Regions from separate parts of the Homo sapiens genome. Here region 1 is linked to region 2. A link is a contact called in ENCODE Hi-C or POLR2A ChIA-PET data. All regions are on one chromosome and are shown on one strand. Each heading gives the region's core, a stretch centred on a gene start or an enhancer-like site at or near the end of the contact. The rest is flanking DNA. Distances are from core to core; before and after follow the strand shown. Region 1 overlaps MYO1E (myosin IE). Region 2 overlaps RNF111 (ring finger protein 111).

Region 1 (2,700 bases), core at 37-2,536, 300 kb after region 2:
CCCAATCATGTCCTTTATTACTTATTTTTTCCCCTGGTGCAGGATCATGTACCACATTTGTCAGAATTTTTTTTTTTTTAGAGACAGGGTCTTACTCTGTCACCCAGGCTGGAATGCAGTGGCACGATTTCAGCTCACTGCAACCTCCGCCTCCTGGTTCAAATGATTCTCCTGCCTCAGCCTCCTGAGTAGCTGGGATTTCAGGTACGCACCACCACACCCAGCTAATTTTTTTTTTTTTTTTTTTTTTTTAGTAGGGATGGGGTTTTTGCCATGTTGGCCAGGCCAGTCTCAAACTCCTGACCTCAGGTGATCTGCCTGCCTCAGCCTCCCAAAGTGCTGGGATAAAAAGCCACCATGTCTGGCTTTTAAAATTTTTATAATTTTTTGAGACAGGGTCGTGCTCTTGTGGCCTGGGCTGGAGTACAGTGGTGCGATGAGGGCTCACTGCCACCTCGACCTCCTGGGCTCAAGTGATCCTCCCACCTCAGCCCTGGAGTAGCTGGGACTACAGGTGTGCACTACCATGCTTGGCTAATTTTTTTGAATTTTAGTACAGATGAGGTCTCACTATGTTGCCCGGGTTGGTCTTGAACTCCTAAGCTCGAGTGATCCTCCCACCGTGGGCTTTGAAAGTGCTGGGATTACAGGCATGAGTTTTCCTTTGTCTTTTATGATGGTGACATTTTAAACAGTTCAGGCAAGTTATTTTATAGAATTTCCCTCCATTTGAGTTTGCCTGATATTTGTCATACTTAGATTCATCTTTCACATTTTTGACTAGAATTCTAGGCAAATAATTTTGTGTCCTTCTGAGGGCATGATGTCCAGAGGTACATGATATTTGTAGGTGATATTCACTTTCATCATTTGGTTAAGTATTTTCCAACTTCCCCACTGCGTAATTTTTCCTATTACAAATGCAAAGTGATTTGTGGTGAGATACTTTGCGACTATGTAAATATCCTGTTCCTCATCAAACCTTAAGAACTGACTGAAAAAATTTACATTTACAAATCTAGTTATTTGGTACCCTGGGGGAATGTATTAAACTCCGAAACTGAGTTTTTCAGACAGTCAAGGGCCATGGAGTATGTGTTTGGGCTTCTTAGATACATGACTTCCTCACAGCCCGCTGAGTTCCAGAGAGGCTGAGGTTGCCCGATAGCTGTGCCCTGATCAGTGATACTGCGTTCTACCTCCACAAGGTGTGAAATCATGCATTCCTAGAAGCTGAACTGAAAACCAGAACTATGAGTCAAGGTGATTCTTAATGGCCCAGACAGCACTGTGGGAAGAGGCATAGAAGGAAATCAGGTCTGTCCATATGCAAAGCTGCTATGTGTGGGATGTTCACGTCTGGTTTCCTCCCTCGGGGTGCCTGTGAACCTCACCCCTGCTCCAATCCTGTTCCCCCTCTCTTCCTTGACTACAGTGGCATTAAATAAGAACCTATTTAAAGGGTAGAAATGGAAGGAGTTCTTTCAGACCAGATCGCTTAAATCCAGGTGAGGACTGGGGGTAAAGGACAACATGAGTGAAAAGGATGGAGTCCAATCATTCAGTTCAAAGAGGTTGCCAACATCTGTCCTTGAATCACAAAGAGGAAAGTTCTTCTCTATGCCCAACCTTTGATTCCCGCCATTCTTGTTTCCACAAGGGAATCTGCTGCCACCTGGGATAACCATTAAACATTTTCTTTTTGCTAAAAATTATTGTGTGGAAATATTACCTCAGATGACTTTGTTATACAAGAACCACCACTTCCACAACTACAGTGACTGGGATAGATCCTCAGAAAAAAAGCCTGGTCTCTATGGCAAATTATCACAGACATGAAGGCCAGTGAGCTTATTCAGAGGCCAAAGATTCTTGCTCTGCCAATATTACGGCCACATGTTTTACAAGCCTGGAGTCCATTTCTTAAAGGTATGTGTGTAGGTTCGTGATTTTAATATTAATAGCTACTGCTGACACATCACTGGAAAAACACAGGTTTTCCATTTTGACGGTAAAAGGTTTACATTTAGGATTCATTTATCCCTCCCTTAGCTTGAGTAATGAGATACAAATTACTGGTAGTGCCCTCCAAAATTCCTCAGGCTTCATAAACACAAACAGGAATTGGCAATAACAGTAATTACAGGGATGGCATTTTTTAAATAGCCGCCGCACTCTTGTGGTTTTCTTTCCTGAACTGCATCCTATATTTTTCATTTATTCAATCATTCACTGATTCAATCATTTCACCTAGTCAACAAAACTTATGTTAGGCCTTGGGGATAGGATGATGTTTTAAAAAGATACAAAGGTTTACAAATTAATTACTTAAGTCTGCATTTATAGTTCCACTGTGAAGAAATGGGCTTTGTTGCCATAAGATTCAATTCTTTCATCTTCTAAAAATCCTGAGTGAGCTATGAAGAAAAAGAATATAAATGCAATTCACTCCGAAGTGTGAAATATTACCCCTGGCTACCAGGTAAGCTGAGAAGACTGTGAGTTCACACAAATCATTGATCTTTCTTGACAACTGAATCCTAACCTGATGACCCCATTTAAAGAAACTCTGTAGTTTCATTTTAGAAACACCAGCCCAAATTCTGACGATAATTAGCTCTAATCATCATTTATGCCATTTAAATTAAGTTGATTAGATTTTCCCTAACAATTTTCCACTCAGAAGTTGCTATTTTAAAA
Region 2 (2,700 bases), core at 141-2,640:
TATCATGGATAAGGAAACATTTGAACACAGATGTAAAGGAAGTGAATGAGTGAGCCTCGTGGTTATCTGGGGGAAGAGCATTCAAGGCAGCGTGACTAGCCATAGCATGGTTGACCTGCTTGAGAAATAGCCTAGAAACTACTGGGGCTTTAGTGGAGTAGGTGAGGAGGAGAATGGTGGTCTCTGAGAACAGAGGTATGAAGGGTTCATGTTCTTCAGTTATATGAAATATTTACATTGCCTTTGATAACTTCTTAGCCATTTTTTACCTCTCTTCTCTTTTCTGGATTTCCTGTCAATCAGGTAACAGGATTCTATTGCCATCTCTACTTTGCCTGCTATTAGTTCCTATTTTTGTTGTTGATTAAAAAAAAATTCTTTTTACTATCAGTTTAGTGGGGATTGGAGGGAGATTTGAAATAAAGGTCTTGTATAACTTACCATGTTTTTAAAAAATGTGAACTTTTGCTTTTGATAATCATGACAGTTTTACCAGGAAAAAGTTATATTAGTGACATGGAAATGGGCTCTCCACATTTGGCGAATAGGTTCACTTTAGGAAGACTAAGTCTATTTTGACAGCTAGGTTCTTTAATAGAAAATACTTAATACTTTTATTAAGTGAAGAAAATCATGTGATATAAGATTTGTTACAGAACACCTACAAAACATACATTATCATGGGATTTTATTTTATTTTTTATGAAATCATGTTTAAAGAACTAAGTACAGTAGTCCTCCCTTATCCATGAGGGATACAGTCCAAGACCCCCAGTAGATGCTTAACAGCCACAACATGCATACCTATTATAAAGTTTAATTTATACATTGGGCAGAGTAAGACATTAATAGCAATAACTAATAAAAAAATTTATAACTATATTTAATAAAAATTGTGTGAATGTCATCTCTCAAAATATTGTACTCACCTTTCTTGTGATGACGGAAAATGATGATAAAATGGCGAAATGAGGTTAATGACATGGGCACTGTGTAGGCATTCATAAGCGGTTAAAGCTTGTGAGCTGTTTATTTCTAGAGTTTTTTCTTTAATATTTTTGGACCATGGTTGACCATAGGTAACTGAAACCGTAGACAGTAAATTGTGGTTAAGGGGAGACTACTGTATAGTGTTGGTTAAAACTCACCATTCTATTTTCTTGACTATCTTCCCGCCATTTCTCTGATGTATCCTTATCCTTATTCTCCACTTGAAATTTTACTTTTAAAGATCAACTCTTAAACTTCTTTCAGGTTTTTCCTTTAGAATTAATAGCTGTCCCTTCCGTTTTCCCATGGTATTTGGTACTTTGTTATTTGTAGCAGTTACCATGCTTTATTAGAACATTCTTATGTGAGGGACAAGTTCCTGAAAATCTGCATGGTAAATACGGGAAGTACGGTTGAGTAACATATGTAATAATCTTATGTAAAAGTAGTCATGGGAACTGAAGTTCTGAGTGAAAGCCCTCATAACTGTGCATTTAATTAAAAAAAAAAAAAGAGAGAGAGTGACCAAACTCAACAACTTAGATAGTCATTTAGATCCAGGCTTTGCTATCAGGTCTTAGGCAAGTCACTTCTGTAATCTTCAGTTCCCTATAGTTCTTAGTAAAGATAAAATGAAATAAAAATGTGGCACACAGTTCCCTACAGGCTCTACCTGATCTGGCCCTGACTACTTCTGATGTCATTGTGTGCCATTTCCCTTTCCTTCCACTTCCCTTCTTTTAGTTCTTTGCACCTGTTAGGCATATTCCTGTCACATAGTCTTTCCTATTTTTTCTCTCCCAGGAATACTCTTCCTCTAGAATTGTGTGGCTTGACTGACTAGTGGCTAGTTTCTTGTCATGATTCATGTCTTTAGCTTCTTAGAGAGGATCCTGTTGATGGTCAACCTTTACATTTGTTTTGTTTTCTTTCTTCCTTTTTTGTGATAAGATCTCATTATGTTGCCAGCGCGGGATTGCAGTTGGCTATTCACAGGTGCTATTAAAGCTTACTGCAGCCTTGAACTCCTGGCCTCAAGTGATCCTACTGCCTGTTTAATTTTCTTTTTTCTTTTTTCGAGACAAGGTCTCACTCAGTTTCGCAGGCTGGAGTGCAGTGGCTCAATGTCAGCTCACTGCAACCTCTGCCTCCTGGGCTCAAGCGATCCTCCCACCTCAGCCTCCTGAGTAGCTGGGACAGGCATGTACCACCACACCCAGCTAAGTTTTTGTAGAGACATGCTTTTGCCCTGTGGCCCAGGCTGGTCTGGAACTCCTGAGCTCAAGCCATCTGCCCACCTTGACCTCCCAAAGTTATGGGATTACAGGTGTGAGCCGCCACACCCGGCCTTTTTCTTTTTTGAGACAGAGTCTGGCTCTGTTGCTCAGACTGGAGTGCAGTGGCATGATCCCTGCTTACTGCAACCTCCACCTCCTAGGCTCAAACCATCCTCCCACCTCAGCCTCTCCAGTAGCTGGGACTACAGGTGCGTGCTACCACACCCAGCTAATTTTTTTAAAATTTTTTGTAGAGACAGGGTTTTGCCGTGTTGCCCAGGCTGGTCTTGAACTCCTGAGCTCAAGCGATCTGCCTGCCTCAGCCTCCCAAACTGCTGGAATTACAGGTGTGAGCCACTGCACGTGGCGTATTTTCTTAATAGCACGTGTTTCGCTCTAAAATTATCTTGGTTTTTTGGTCTCATTTGCATGT

Evidence for each region. Hi-C counts contacts between places; a loop is a spot of excess contacts on that map. ChIA-PET counts read pairs that join two places held with the same protein, here RNA polymerase II (POLR2A). Pooled maps may share reads with other maps.
Region 1: a loop to region 2 is called in a pooled map, with 2.1 times the contacts of the local background. The contact joins two enhancer-like sites. A Hi-C loop is called at or near these places in 1 of 50 pooled maps. POLR2A ChIA-PET finds 5 or more read pairs at or near these places in 3 of 52 experiments (GM10248, HCT116 and naive thymus-derived CD4-positive, alpha-beta T cell).

What each region holds. Positions count from the first base shown.
Region 1 is chr15:59,297,210-59,299,909 of GRCh38, forward strand. The region is part of intron 1 of MYO1E (myosin IE); the gene reads right to left. Among named protein-coding and RNA genes, the nearest start is that of MYO1E, 74 kb to the right of the region's middle. RefSeq lists a silencer at 1,066-1,125. Within about 2 kb of position 1,287, at least 6 of the 41 ENCODE cell types and tissues checked have a DNase peak (open chromatin) inside an H3K27ac peak, as active enhancers do.
Region 2 is chr15:59,001,066-59,003,765 of GRCh38, forward strand. All of the region lies in intron 1 of RNF111 (ring finger protein 111), which reads left to right. Among named protein-coding and RNA genes, the nearest start is that of RNF111, 15 kb to the left of the region's middle. Within about 2 kb of position 1,391, at least 2 of the 41 ENCODE cell types and tissues checked have a DNase peak (open chromatin) inside an H3K27ac peak, as active enhancers do.